Regions from separate parts of the Homo sapiens genome. Here region 2 is linked to region 1. A link is a loop called in an ENCODE intact Hi-C map of the cell type or tissue named here. Cell type or tissue: heart right ventricle. All regions are shown on one strand.

The links. Hi-C counts contacts between places; a loop is a spot of excess contacts. Peaks named below come from ENCODE experiments on the same cell type or tissue, not always from the same donor. Only the 100,000 strongest peaks of a DNase experiment are listed, where the experiment ranks them.
Region 2: it touches region 1 in a loop (6-fold over the local background); 8 of 110 quality-filtered maps call a loop at or near these places.

Annotation. Positions count from the first base shown.
Region 1 is chr21:35,953,883-35,961,882 of GRCh38, forward strand. LOC101928269 (a long non-coding RNA gene) reads right to left here. Exons shown (of 6, transcript NR_110418.1): 6 at 778-943. Among named protein-coding and RNA genes, the nearest start is that of LINC01436, 47 kb to the right of the region's middle. In heart right ventricle, no CTCF peak of the experiment used is centred here; no DNase peak of the experiment used is centred here; H3K27me3 peaks cover 1,599 bases.
Region 2 is chr21:36,100,662-36,108,661 of GRCh38, forward strand. The region is part of intron 1 of CBR1-AS1 (CBR1 antisense RNA 1); the gene reads right to left. LOC105369306 (a long non-coding RNA gene) reads left to right here and starts at 4,220. Exons shown (of 2, transcript NR_147887.1): 1 at 4,220-4,462; 2 at 6,937-8,000. RefSeq lists an enhancer at 4,076-4,577 and a silencer at 5,596-5,796. In heart right ventricle, a CTCF peak has its summit at 4,165 (motif pointing left); a DNase peak (open chromatin) is centred at 4,250; H3K4me3 peaks cover 671 bases; H3K27me3 peaks cover 3,972 bases.

The sequences.
Region 1 (8,000 bases):
CCCTGGCTTTCCCCAAGTACATGAACCCTCCAGGGAGGCAGAGAGTTGCCTGGCTGAAACCAAAGAATCTTCTGGCCACCCCCAAACCTGCCCCTGGCAATGGCCTATACAAAGTAAGTCTGAGAAATGTAATACATCTTAGGAATGCACCTGGAATATAGCAATATTATATCCACCCAGGGAAAAGTCTTCCTGGGGATTAGAGTGGGCTCTGAAATTTGAGGCTTCTCAAGCTTTCATAATTGTTATCCCAATTAATGTAACTGCAGACACCATTCTTATATTCCCAGGTACAATAATGTCCCGTTCCTTTGAAGCTCATCAAGCCATTTGCTTCAACACTTGAGGAGGCAAGCCCCAAGGTTAACAGCCCTCCACGTGAGCCTCTCATCTGCCTGCTGTACAAATGTGTTTTCTTTGCATTTCAGTCATGCCCTGACCTTGGAGAGGACGATGTAAAGGGGAATGCCTAATTAACTTTCCATTTATAAACCAATTATTTTACTATTGGCACCTTCATTCTGCAATCACTGACATAAAATCTTTTACAAAACAAAATGTAATAAATGAGAAATCGATTGGATTTTTTTTAAGTTTGCTTTGAAGTCAGCCATTAATAAGAAATGTCCTTTAATAAGAGAGATCTGTCTATAGAAGTTCCTCGACGTCAGAGCCCAGCTGTGCGGCTGCTGGAGGAGACGAAGCCGCATTCAATCAAGGCTTTGGAACTCTTCCTTGTTCATCTTTAACTGCAAGGACAGAGGCGTACTATTTTTCTTTTTTTTTTTTTTTTTTTTTGGTAGAGAGGGGGGTCTCCGTAGGTTGCTCAGGCTGGTCTCAATCTCCTGGACTCAAGCAATTCTCCTGTCTTGGCCTCCCAAAGTGCTGAGATTACAGGTGTGAGCCACCACACCCAGCCAGTACCAGAAGGACTGCTTTTCTCCTTAAAAAAGAGGGAAAGAATGTTTTCACATAGATCTTCATGTGCTAAAATCACACCAAAAACTCATGCAAGGTCAATGAAGAACAAAGTTCTCTGCTCCCACCACAGAATCTTTGCATTGACTGTCACTGTCCCGGACACTCTTTCCCAGAGGTCAGCATGGTTCTCTCCTTTATCTTCTTCAGTTCATCATCAAGTGTCACCTTTTGGTGAGACCTTCCCTCACCACCCTACTGACAACTATAAACCAGCAGCCCCGACATCTGCATCCCTTCTCCACCCTGCTTTCCTCCATAGCACTCCCATGCTTGACATTCTTTACATTGGGTCTACTCCTCCCTTTTGATTATTCCACGCCTCCCCACCATGAGAATGTAAGCTCCATGAGGACAGGAAGATCCCAGCAACACCTAGAACAGAAGCCAACATAGAGCCAGCACTCAATAAATATAATGAGACGTATACATCAAGTATTTACAATGGAAAGTCAAAATACCGCTGCCCATCATGAGCAAGTCATTCCCCTTCTCTCCACAAAGATAGACAGTGTGGTGAAGCCACTGCCCAGGTGAGTCGAGAACAAAGAAGAGAGAGAAAAACTGCTCCTGTTCTCCAACATCAGATACAAAGCACCGTGCCTTCCATGTCACCTGGGAGCCCAGACTCAGGCAGCTACCATGATCCCTGCCCACACCTCCACCTGAAACTCCAGAGGGAAGAGGGGTAATGTTCCCTCTGGCTTCTAGCTTGCTCGTGGCTTGCTGGTGAGTTGTATCCAGGGCCAGCTCCATGGGAACTGCTGTAGTCACACCCAGGGTCCCATACTCAGAAGAGTCCCAAGCTTGGTTTCATGCTCTGCTGTGGCCGTCTGGAAATTCTTTCCAATTTTACCTTTGAACTTGGGACAGTGGAGCATGCATATGAGCAGAAGAGATTCATAAAACCAAAAGAAAAACTTTATATTTTAGTACCTTTAGCAGCATTTTTTTCTCTGCTTTTTCAACAAGCAGATCCACATTTTCTTTTTGTACTGAGCCCTAAAAATTACGTAGTTGGTCCTGGATGCATTCATGTTCTTTGTGGAGGGAAAACTTTCTAAGGTGGAGAAAATCCACTCTGTCTAATGGTTCTGTTCTCCCAACTTGATAGAGGTGTGGCCATCTCTTTCTGGCTAACAACAGCAACAACAAAGCTTAGATTCTAATAAATCCCAAATCAAGGAGAATAATTGAGCTGATTAGTTGCTTTGAAGGAAAGAAATAATACAGAAAATTCTTTTATAAAAATAATTACTGGAAATTTTAATAAGCTAATTTAATAAATTTTCCCAGCTAATAAGAGTAGCTGGGAAACTACTTTTGTTGTTGGGAAGCTATTTTTGTTGTTTGGAAACTTCAGAAAGTTATTTACTGAAGTCATATGACAATTTCTACTACATGTGCACCATGTACCAAAAGGGAATTGTTTAATCCACCTCTTCCCAAGGGCAGAGTCAGGATTCGTGGACATAAAACCCAAGGCTTTACAAATACTGAAGAGAACTTGGCTATTCAACAATTATGTGTATTAACAAAAGGCAAAATGCATCATTAATTCTATAACTTTCTAATTTTGAGAAAACTCCATAGACTCACAGGTTAAATTAAAATAGAAAAAATTTAAATGAATTGCTAAAATGTAAAAGTTAGATGGATCATTCGTATGTTGAATGATAATGATATCCAAATTTGATAAATTTCAAAAGATCAAAAAGTTTAACTTCATATAACTTGTGATGGTTAATACTGAGTGTCAACTTGATTGGATTGAAGGATACAAAGTATTGATCCTGGGTGTGTCTGTGAGGGTGTTGCCGAAAGAGATTAACATTTGAGTCAGTAGGGTGGGGAAGGCAGATTCACCCTTAACCTGGAGGACACAATCTAATCAGCTGCCAACAAACAAAAAGCAGGCAGAAAAACGTGAAAAGGAAAGACTGGCCTAGCCTCCCAGCCTACGTCTTTCTCCCGTGCTGGATGCTCCCTGCCCTCAGACATCAGACTCCAAGTTCTTCAGTTTTAGGACTCAGACCATATATATATATATATATATATATATATATATATATATATATATATATATACACACACACACACACACACACATATACATATATATACACATATACATATATTTATATATATACACACATATACATATATATACGTATCTTCTATTAGTTCTGCCCCTCTAGAGAACCCTAATACACCAACAGAGTCATATTTTCCCAATTTGTCAATCCTTCCCTATTTCTCTGTCTCTACTATTCTATAAAAGATAATACAAGACCTAGGAAATAAAATCAAACACCTACAGAAGTCAGACATGTAACATAAACATGTGAACCAGGCTGAATACAAGACAGAAGGGGTAAGACAGTGGGACTGCATGTGTACCTTCTAAATTTTTTTTTTTTTTTTTTTTGAGGCAGAATCTTCCTTTGTCACCCAAGCTGGAGCACAGTGACGCAATCTCAGTTCACTGCAACCTCCACCTCCTAGGTTCAAGCAATTCTCCTGCCTCAGGCTCCCAAGTAGCTGGGATTACAGGCATGCACCACCACACCCAGCTAATTTTTGTATTTTTAGTAGAGACGTGGTTTCACCATTTTGGCCAGGCTGGTCTCAAACTCCTGACCTCAAGTGATCCACTCGCCTCAGCTTCCCAAAGTGCTGGAATTACAGGTGTCAGCCACCATGCCTGCCCACTTTTTTTAATCAAGGAATCTTCTGAATTTTTAATCAAGTCAGGATCTTCTGAAAAGCATAAACCAGGGCAGGATTCAATGTACAAGTAATTTATTAAGAGAAGCGCCTATGAGTCTCTTATTCAGGCTGCTATAACAAAATATCATAGACTAGGTGGCTTATTAACAGCTGAACATGATTTCTCACAGTGCCAGAGGCTGAAAGTTGGACATCAGGATGCCAGCAGCAGTGTTAGGTTCTGGGGAGGGCTCTCTTCTGGGTTGCAGGCAGCTGACTTCTTGTTACATCTTCATATGGCAAGACAGGACAAAAGAACTCTCTGAGTGTCTTTAAAGGGAACTAATACCATTCATGAGGCTCCACCCTCATGACCTAATCACCTCCCAAAGGCCATCACATTGAGATTAGAGTTTCAACATATGAATCTGGGGGGCAAAGACATTCAGTCCATAACAGAGACAACATGAGGAGCAGGCTACTAGAGATGTTAGACCATCGTGTAGGTCTGACCTGCATGAAGGAGAGAGGGAAGGAAGCAAGGTGAATTAGATGCTTCCTCAACTACAGTGCATTTCTCCAGGAAGTTCTACAAGGCCAGTTGGGAGGCATCAAGCCACAGTCAGAGGCATCACCTCTCCCAGAAACAGGCCTGTCTGGGTATCCCACCTTGCTCAGTCATGAAAAGCAAGGTCTCGGGCCGATCAGTGATGGATTTCAAAGCACAGCAGCTGGGGCTGTTGGTCAACGATGCCAACTGCAGTCATAGATCTGAGGCCATTCTCATATCCTCCATAGTGCCCAATAGAATACACCTGAAGGCTAGCAATCTGAGCCTGCCTAGGCCCTTGTTAAACTCTCATGCTTCATTCTCTCACCAACTGTCATCTCTCCATGCCTATACCTCACTACCGACCAAATGAAAGTGTAGCTATCCATTCCATTCAGAAACATGGAAAGAATTCATTCCTTGAAAAACAGACCTTGCAGGACCTGTGCTAGGAGCAGACACAACTTCTAAACAAGCTGTCCTTACAGATCTGTTGGAAATCAGTCACTGGAGCTGCCTTCAGGCCAGAAAGTTTGCATCAGGTGTTCAGGTTGTTCTGTTTCCCCACAGAGGTCACAATGCCCTTGACTGAATGTGGCTCCATGGTTGGATAACTTATGCAGGAATAAACCACGATTAAAAAAATAATAACAAATGTTTATGCCAGCTTTTGAATCATAAAGCAATTTCCCATCCTTTCCTTTTCATACAGAAAAGTGTTCCCCTTAGGAAACTTCCAATGATGCCACTGATTCTTCCATGGATGCAAAAAATTGTGTTAGTGTTGTATTTTCAAGGTTGAGAAGGAAAAAACAAAAACAGCACTAGCAAACCGAGAACCTGTGAAAATATCGGTGGTAGTGTTGCCACACAGAGAGACTGAAAATATAATGGCTGCATTCCCCAAGGTAGTCTCAAGTTACCAAAATCATTCTGTGGAAGGCCGAGAGAAAATAAAGGAAAAGATCCCTGTAAATACGGAAGCAGTGAAGAGAGTAGCAATAGAAGGGCAGCCCTTTAAAAACAAAGGAATTATAAAACATGAAGGAAGACTAACAGCTAAGCCTTCAGAGGAACCAGAAGAAAACAGGCAACTGCCAGAAAGCCCAAGAACCCTCATACTCAACGTGTTCCCCAGAAAACACCCTGCCCTAATGTGTGGGTTTGTTGTTGTTGTTGTTTTCAGGAAATGGAAACCCCATTTCTTCCATTGTACTCATCAGAAACCTATCCATGTTTGACAACTTCTCTCCTTCACTCCTATACAACCACATCACCCAGTCTTCTTGGTTTCATTTTCTCTTGAATCCATCCACTTCTCTTAACCCTAATGTCCACCCTGGTCCAAGTAAAGGTCACATTTTGCCTACTCTTTAACGATGGACCATCCAGCTGGTCTCCTTGAGTCAACTCTTGCTCCACACGCCCATCATTCTCTAAAGAGTCCTCAGTGGTCTTCTTAAAACATAAATGTAATCCCAGCACTTTGGGAGGCCGAGGTGGGTGGATCACCTGAGATCAGGAGTTCAAGACCAGCCTGCCCAATATGGTGAAACCCCGTCTCTACTAAAAATATAAAAAATTAGCCATGCGTGGTGGCATGTGCCTGTAATCCCAGCTACTCGGGAGGCTGAGGCAGGAGAATCGCTTGAACCCAGGAGGTGGAGGTTACGGTGAGCCAAGATCATGCCACCGCACTCCACCCTGAGCAACAGTGAGACGCCTCTCAAATAAATAAATAAATTAATTAATTAATGGGATCATATTGTTCCACTGTAGTCTAAACCTCTCTAGTGGGTTCCAATCCAGTTTTCATCACAAAATCCCTCATGCTTGACAAGATCCTGCATGTTTGTAACCCCTCCCTCTCTAACATATCCGCCCCATCTCCTCAGTCCCTACGCAGCAACCACACGGGCTTTCTTTGGGTTCATCAAATATTGTGCTCCATCTTGCCTCAGAGCCTTTGCAAATACTGTCCCCTCCACCTTTCCTCCCTCTCTTTGCCTATTACTTCCTGCATTTCCTGAAGCGCAGAAGCCAGTTCCTCAGGAAAACCTTTCCTAACATGCCCTGCCTACCCCATCCCAGAATAACTCAGTCTCTCTCTCTCTCTCTCTCTCTCTATATATATATATATACATATACATATATATATATTACACTTTTTATAGCATGGCTGACATTTTTAGCATATTTGTAGGGTGGTTTGACTAATCTGTTTTTCTGTCTAGACTTAACGCAGGAACTATGCCTGCCTTTAATTTTCTCAATTATTTCACCTGTGGCTAGCCCAGCACCTGGCACATAGATGAATAATTGGATGGATGGATGGATGGATGGATGGATGGATGGATGGATGGATGGATGGATGGTCAATTGATCCATTGATTGACTGATTGCTAAGTACCAGAATATTATAAAGCCATAAGCCAGAATATTATAAATCCATAAGCCATCTTTCCAGGGGCAGAAATAAATATCAAATGTAGATAAAGGCTAATAGGTAAATATACCACTTTTTTAATGTTTTAATTGCTGAATAGGTGCTATATTCACATACTTCAAATCTAAAAGATGTCCACTGAGAATATTTGCTCCTGTTCTGTGTCCTTCCACTCCATTTTTCACTGCCTTTATAAGTAACTAGTTCAGTAAGTATCTTATATTTGTTGTGTTTCTTTACACAGATACAAGTAAATGTTATTTTCACTTTCTTACACAAAAGAGAGAATAGTAGACACAGTGTTTGACACATTGGATTTTGTTGTTGCTTTTGTTTAAGGTAACAACATACCCCAAAGCCCTCTGATTCATTCCCTAAGAGCTTCCTTACTCTTTTGTACAGTTCCATGGCAGTCCATTGTATGGATGCAGCATCCTTTATTTAACCCTTCCCATCCTGCTGCTTAGTCTTTTGCTATTTGAAACAAGGTTCTCACTACATCATCCAGGCTGGAATGCAGTGGCACGATCTCAGTTCACTGCAACCTCCACCTCCCAGATTCAAGCAATTCTCCTGCCTCAGCTTCCCAAGTAGCTGGGATTACAGGCACACGCCTGGCTAATTTTTGTGTTTTTAGTAGAGACGGGGTTTCACCATGTTGGCTAGGCTGGTCTTGAACCCCTAACCTCAAGTAATCCACCCACCTTGGCCTCCCAAAGTGCTGGGACTACAGGCGTGAGTCACTGAGACCCATAGCATTTTAAAGTAAAGGTTCATAAAAGTTGAAAAAAGGTAAGTTAGGAGGTGGTGGAGTAAGCCTTAAAGACAGAAATGCCTGGGTTTGAATATGAGTTCTGGCCATCATCAGCTATGTCAACTTGAGTTAGATAAACTTTCTGAGCCTCAGTTTCCTCATCTATAAAATGGAGACAATATTCCTCTAGACATGGCTGAGGATGAAACAGAATAACACAAATGAAGCATTTAACTTCTCTTGCATGCTCTCACGCAATCCATCACTTCAAACATCACCCATCAAGGAAGGCTCCCAAGTCTCCTTCTTCAGCTGAAACCTGCCCTGTTTTTCCAGGTACCTGCTGGATTCTTCCTCTTTTATGTCTTGTATGCCCCCAATCTTTGTTTTGTTTTGTTTGAGACAGTCTCACTCTGTCGCCCAGGCTGGAGTGCAGTGGTGCAATCTCGGCTCACTGCAACCTCCACCTCCTGGGTTCAAGTGATTCTCCTGCCTCAGCCTCCTGAGTAGCTGGGCTTACAGGCACACACCATCATGCCCAACCAAGTTTTTGTATTTTTAGT
Region 2 (8,000 bases), 150 kb after region 1:
TTGGGAGGCCGAGGTGGGCGGATCACGAGGTCAGGAGATCGAGACCATCCTGGCTAACACGATGAAACCCCATCTCTACTAAAAATACAAAAAGTAGCTGGTTGTTGTGGCCAGCACCTGTAGTCCCAGCTACTCAGGAGGCTGAGGCAGGAGAATGGCGTTGAACCCGGGAGGCAGAGCTTGCTGTGAGCCGAGATCACGCCACTGCACTCCAGCCTGGGTGACAGAGTGAGACTCCAAAGAAAAGAAAAGGAGCTGTTATCATCTTTGTTTTAGACTATAGATTATAAACCAGGCTGCTCCCAAAGTTGGTTCGGACTACCCCCAGGGATGGGCAAGAACAGCTTGGGGCTGGAAAACAAATGCAGCTGTTTGGGTCAGATCTCTTTCGCTGTCTCAGTCACAATTTTGCAGTAACAGTTTCAAAAGCTGCCTATCACCCCTTTGAAAATACCTTGTACATTCAAGGTTAAGTCATAACCTAATTAAGCCATAAACCTAATTAAGACTTGTCAGTTTCACCTGTGAGGTTTCAAAAGCTGAACATCTTAACTGCTTCCTGTGGCTAAAGTCGAGTCACAAGGGATTTAAAAGGATTTTTCTTAATGAGTGCTCAGCTTAATTAAAAGTGGATATTCAAGTTATAAATATATTTAAAAGGCCTTTATGTTTTTTGCTTCTTGGATTTTGTTTTTCTGGTAAAAGGCTTTTTTCTTCTCAGTCGACTGAATTATTTTTCTCCATTTTTTGTCTTACCACTCTTACTGCTTGCTGCCTGGCACTGTTCCTCCAAGGGCTCCACCCTGACGCCAGTAATCCAATTAAGAAACTGGCAAATGAAAAATCTTACAAGTGCTGAATCTTCTGTCTGTTCGTGTTGCTCTATACATGTTGTGTGTAAGGTCTATTAAAAGAGCTCTAATTGACTGGCTTAAAGAAAAACAAGTGCTTAAATCAAATATTTTTTAGTTCACATAACTTTAAGAAATAAAAATAGTCTTAAGGATTATTGGTAAAATGCAAGTGTTGTCAAAATACAAATAGGTGGTCTAAATCATTCAGCTTAGATACTAGGTTTGCTAAATGTTCCAAGGCTGTGTATACTGCCCGCTTTTCAGATAGGTAAGGCTTGGGACACATGGACCTAGATGCTGAAACGTCAGACTTTATCTGCACTTCTGTCTGAGTCCTAGGATCCACATCTGGTACATAATTAAAATAGATTACTAACCAGGTTTTTCACCAAAAATAAAAGTTGCTAAAAGTTCAACAGTGAACATTAACTAAACTTAAAAGTGTATTATATGATCTTTTCATAAATTGAGCATTGAAATAAAAGCACAGCAAAGAGGTCTTACGACACTAATCTGTCCTTTAGTAAAAGGGTTATGAAAGGTTTGTAAAGATTTCACCTCATGGTCAAATTGGTTAAGGTTAGATGGAATGATCTATAAGGTTTAATTTAAACAAATTGGGGTTAATATTAATAAACTAATGCAAGGGTAAAATTTGGGTTTGAACAGGATTTTCATGTCATAGTAAAGGCCAACGAACAGTTTTTGCCTTTTAAGTCACCATTTTGGCAAAAGAAATAATGTATGGCAATCTGGAATTCCATTTCATAACATCAAGTGTTTTAAACCTTGAACATTTAACAGGCATCCTAAAATCAGACTTCAAGTTTCAAAATTGTCGTTCCTGATGCCTGGCTTTTTGATGGTTCAGAGGGCCCCTGAAACATTCAGAAAAGAGATAAACAGGATTATCTGACATATTTAATCACATGAGATTGCCAAAATGATGTCCAATCTTAAGTTATACTTTGCTAAATAATACTAATATATTCTGGCCGGGCACAGTGGCTCAAGCCTATAATCCTAGTGCTTTGGGAGGCTGAGGCAGGTGGATCACCTGAGGTCAGGAGTTCAAGACCAGCCTGGCCAACATGGTGAAACTCCATCTCAACTAAAAATACAAAAAAATTAGCCAGGTGTGGTGGCAGGTGCCTGTAATCCCAGCTACTTTGGGAGGCTGAGGCAGGAAAATCACTTGAACCCAGAAGGCAGAGTTTGCAATGAGCCAAGATCATGCCACTGCACTCCAGCCTGAGCAACAAGAGCAAAACTCCATTTCATAAAAATAATTTTAAAAAATACTATTATATGTTCCAAAATTACATATGATTTCTAAAATTCTGATGTCTAAGTATATGCTATCAATCATAATTAAGGGTAAAGTTATTGTAAACCACTGAAATGAATAAATTTGTTAATCATGTTGTTAACTATAAATATCCTGGAAATCTTGTCATTCACAGACAATTGTTATCTTGCTTTGTTCCTTCTCAAAAGATGGTTTATAATCAAGCTATATTAAAGAATTTAACAGGCATTCTCAAATACAGGTTTTTAGTAGCTTTGAAGATTGTAACATTGGAATAGAGAATGTATGGGACTCATAATGAGCTTACATGTTCACAAATATCAAGCAAAACAAGATTTAACTAGACGGACAGCACTCAGAAGGTTAAAGCAACTTTTTGACTCTTGCTTGGAATATTGCTGATCCTTGTTTTATTTTTCAGAGTGAAGGAAACTTACTTTGAACTATTTATGGCCTTTAATAATTGAGTAAGGTATACTACTGTAAACAAAATTTGGAGTGTGTTTGTTTTTCTCTGCCTGGTTCCTCTAGAATTTGGAAACTATCTGTGAGTACTCTTAACTTATGGCAATATTTGCATCAGTGCAATAAGAATCCATTTTTCTTTGTCAACAGGACACAATTGAAAAAACTGGTTATTTTACCAAGGCTTTGACTGAAAGGGTGTGTTTCCCTTTAAGGAATGAAGCTTGACATGCAGACCCAATAAAAGCCCCTTAAGGAGAACTGGCCTCATACCTTGTCTACACAGTTCCTGCACAAGGTTCCTAAATTGTGGTCAGTAAAGAATGTCATTTTCTAACAGGTCCAGCAGCTCCAAGTTTATCTTAGACCCTCAAGAGGAGAGGATTACCCAACTCACAGGTATTTGAGGATACAAACCCATGGCTGGGCTCAGCTTTAAAGATCTTATCTGAAATTCCTTGTGGAACAGAGTTTCATCAAAGCCAATCCAAAGGCCTACATAGAAACAACCATTCTTGCTGCACTTTATGCAAATAATCAGGCCAAGTATAAGACTAAAGTTTATTCTACGAACAACCCACACAGTCCTATCATAATTTGTTTTTACCAAAAATGAGGACTGGAGAGAGAAATTGTTCTCCAAAGCTTATCATACATTTGTCATTAAATCCTAGTCTCATTAATTGTTTTTAAGCTTTTCGCCTACATTTTAGACTAACCCTGCTTATTCCTGTGAATCAAGTGGTGATCTCCTGCAGCTTGGAAGAATCAAAGGGGGATGGTTAACATAAAAACCTGGATCAATATGCTAGTTCTGGACAATTCTCCTGCAAATTCTGCCAGGTAATGAAAGTGAGTAGGGTGCCCATAACCCAGAGGTTTCTTTGTTTGGGAAAATAAAACCAAGGAACTTCATAGACCTCCCCAAAAGGAAATTCTATATCTTAGGTTAACACCTCTAGTAAAGTAGAGGAAAATTGTTAGATATGAGTTCTAAATTTCTCTTCAAAGAATCAATATGTCAGTATGTTCAATTCTTTGCCTTCTACTTATAAACTTAACTTCCTCATAAAGCAACCTTTTTCCATTACCTGCTCCACCCGGACTCATTCTGATTACCTGCTTCTCCCTGACTCATTCTCCACCCTGACTCATTCCGATTTCTCACTCTGCCATAACCATTTTTCCTGCCAAACCGCTCACCCCGTCACTCTCTTTAAATTAGCCAATTGGAATTAGTTTAGTTTGTGCGATCTAACCCTAGCCAATAGGGAAATGACACAGCATCAGGGGCCACGTGCATCAGGGATAAGGACCCCTTCCCCTCCTTTGTCCAAGTGTGCGCTCACCATCGCTCCATCTGTCAGGGCGCACCCTTTTATAGAAGAACATGGCCTTGCAGAGAATTAAAAAGAAAATTTTATATTTGAGTGCTATTTCTTTTGCGGCACCGAAACTTTATAACAATTTCAGGGCTCACCCTTGATTACATTTCCCCCAGGGGCGGTCTCCGGTTCTCTCTCCTGAGGAGGCGCACCCCGCCCCCTTGTGGTGGCCTCAGGGGTGAGAAATCAGGACCACCCAGTGCGAGGAATAACCGGAGCTCTCTGCAACGCTGAAAGAAACTGGCCAGCAACCTAGCTTAAAGGATCCTCACATCTGCGGCGATGACTCTGTGCACAGACCAAGGAAGGAGAAGCCGCCGGAGCCAGTAAAGTACTCCCTTGGTGGTCAAATTCCGGAGGGCTAAATGTGTGTGTGCATGAATGATCACAAATAACCCTACCTGCGGTGTTGTTCATGTGGATGGTGACAAGACCTACTGCTGGACAGAGTGAGTGGGACCTCTCCGCAGTTCCGTAGCTACCTCATATGGCTTAGGGCGGATCCTGCCGTGGGATTTATACTGGCACACCGACACTAAGAGGGGCCTAATTCTCCCTTGGGGGAGCAGCCAGAGAGGGCAACACAAGTGGGAAGTGTGCAAGGGACCTTGAGAGGGGGAAAGGGAGGAAACAGGTCAACCTCCCAGAGCAGCAAGGTAAGACATCCCTGATTTAAGGGATTGAGCCTTCCAGGGCAGGCAAAGCGAGACACCCCTGGTTTGAGGGGTTGAGTCTTCTGCAAGTTTCATGAACCTCACACAAACCTCCAGTAGCAAGAAAAATATTCAGGACTCCCCTTGCCTTTCTTCTCAGGGGAAGAAAGAGTAACTCCACTCCTGCCGGTCCCTCCCCTAGGGAAAGGGGAAGGAGAGGGGAGAACAGCGGCATAAGCGGCTGGCAGAGGCAGAGAAAGAGAGAGTCAAAGAGAGAGACAGAGAGAGAGAGAGAGAAAGAGAGGCAGAGAGAGAGAGAAAGAGAGGCAGAGAGAGAGAGAAAGAGGCAGAGAGAGAGAGAGAGAAAGAGACAGAGAGACAAAAAGGGAGTCAAAGAGAGAGAAATTGAGAGACAGAGTCAGAGAGAGAGAGAGAAGTAGTAAAGAGAAAACAGTGTAACCTATTCCTTTAAAAGCCAGGGTAAATTTAAAACCTGTAATTAATGATTGAAGGTCTTCTCCATGACCCTATAACACTCCAATACCACCTTGTTGCCAGTGTTAACAAGGGCATAGCCCAAAAGCACTGAGGCCACTGACAACCCGTAGCCTTCCTATCAAAAATCCTTAACCCAGTAACCCACGGATGGCCCATATGCATTCAATCTGTAGTGGCAACTGCTTTGCTAACAGAAGAAAGTAGAAAAATAACTTTTAAAGGAAACCTCATTGTGAGCACACCTCACCAGTTCAGAACTACCTAAGTCAAAAAAGCATAAAGGTAGCTTACTAACTCAAAAATCTTAAAGTTTTGAGATTTTAGTAAGTTAGTAAGTTTTGTGATTTTTGGGGCTATTCTATTAGAAAAAGATGATTTAACACTAGCCACTGAAAATTCCCTTAACCCAGCAGGTTTCCTAACAGGGGATCTAAATCTTAATTACCATAGAAAGTTCAGATCACACCTAGGAGGAACTCCCTTCAGGACAGGATGATAGATGGTTCCTCCCAGGTGACTGAGGGAAAAAGACACGATGGATATTCAGTAAGTGATAAGGAAACTCTTGTAGAAGCAGAGTTAGGAAAATTGCCCAGTAGTTGGTCTGCTCAAACGTGGGAGCTGTTTGCACTCAGCCAAGCCTTAAAGTACTTACAGAATCAGGAAGGAGCCATCTATACAAATTCTAAGTTAACAGGGACTGAACGAGGTCTTATTAATAGCAAAGAATAATTGAAATCCCAAACATACAAGGTTTTCAACAAAAGCAAAGTTTGCTAAAAGTTAACAGTGTAACATGTATTATCCTAACTTCTAATCTTGTGGCCTTAGACACAGACATGAAGTTCACTTGGGAAAAGAATGGTTATCATATTTGAGAAAAAAAAGGGGGGGGGGTAGAATTTATGTAAAAAGGAATGTTATGGTAAATTCTTAAAGTAAATTAACTGGTTGTTTAAAGAAAGGGATGTTGGCAACAAGTTAGAAAGTTGAGGCATGTTGAAGAATTGTCTGTGAAAGTCGTGAAAAAATGTTATAAAAGGGAATTTATGCAAGAAATGTATAATTTAAAAGTAATTAGGCCTCCTGAATGTAAAACTATTGAAGAAAGAGTTTGTGTGCAAGGTATGTAAGGAAAGTAGAATATACTTTTGGTAAAAGGATTACAAGGAGGCATAAGAATGTGGATTTTTACCTACATTAAAAGGTTAAAAAAATACATTTTGTTTTAAAGGTTTAAGCAAGTTTTGAAATGTTAATTGTAAAGGAAATTCTGTGTGTAATCATACTGGCTGAAGTTAAAGGGGTATCATCCAGTTTTTCTGTGAACTGGACATTAAAATAAAAGCACAACAGGTTTTTCTTAAAGCACTAACCTGCTCTTTAACAAAAATTATAAAAAGGTTAAAAAGAGTCTGTAAAAATCTTACATTATGATCAGACATTAAAAATTGGATAAATATGTCTACAAGGTTTTACTAAAATTAAGTTTAACATTAATAACACACTAATATAAAGATGAAATTTAGCTTATCTGGTATAAAAATCATACAGGAAGCATTGTCAAATACAAAATGGTGTTTGGCCTTCTTTGGTCTAAAAACTAATAAAAATAGGTGCCAAAGAAAATTTCTCAACAAGAAAGCATGAAGGACTATAAAGTCCACTGTTGATATCCCCACGTTTAAAACAAAAGATCAATTTCTTAGAAATTATATACTCGGTTTATCCTCCACCTTCTCTTCCCTTAAAACAGAGGTCTTTTAGCACAGGTGCTGCCTTTGGACTTTCCAGTGCCTCAGCATCAGCCTGGGGATCACGTTCTCATCAAAGAGGGGAAAGAAGGGAAACTCGAGCCAGCCCGGGAAGGACCCTACCTTGTGCTGCTAACCACTGAGACTGCTGTTCGTAAGGTTGGAAAGAGATGGACACATCACACATGAGTCAAGCAAGCACCATTATCCTCAGAATCATGGGCCATTGTTCCTGGATCAAGCCCTACCAAATTAAAGCTAAGGAAAGCTTAGTCTATCTATCTTTTCCTTTCCCTTCCTTACCCAGTGCTTATATCCATTACTATTCCTACCACTAGCAACTCTAACCCCACTTTAGAACGCTTCTGTGGTTTAGGAGCAGAGGTCACTGGAAAGGATCCTATGGGCTTCTTTAAGGTGGGCTTTGTTCTCCCTCCTCCACCTCCTATGGCTGCCCCTTTCCCAAACCTACAAAATCAAACTATGACTCACCTCATGCCAAATGACAAAAGCAAGGTCCCGGTAGTAGAAATAGGAGACCTAAGGCAAACCATAGCCATTAAAACAGGGTATAAAAATGTAAATGCCTGGTTAAAATTGATTAAATATTCTGTCCACACGTTAAACAAAGGCAATTTTTATGCTTGTGCACATGACAGGCCAGAAGCCCAGATTGTCCCCTTTCCACTAGGGTGGCCCTCTAGTTGACTGGGCATGGCCTGCATGGCAGATCTTTCCCAGGATTATTCAGCCTGGGGTAACAAGTCGTGCCAAGCTCTCTCTCTGCTACATCCCGAAGTTCAACACCCTGCGGGTCAGCCCCCAAGGGCCATCCAGCTTCCATCTCCCAACACTAAGTTCACTTCGTGTCTCTCAGGACCGGGAGGAAACTTAGCGTTCCTTGGAGTCCTGAAGGGATGCAGTGAGATTAAGAAATTTCAAGAGCTTACCAATTAGCCCTTACTCATCCCTGAGCAGATGTGTAGTGGTATTATGATGGACCTTTACTGGACACTCTGCCGAGTAACTGAAGTGGCACTTGCTTTAGTCCAGTTGGCTATCCCTTTCACGCTGGCATTTCA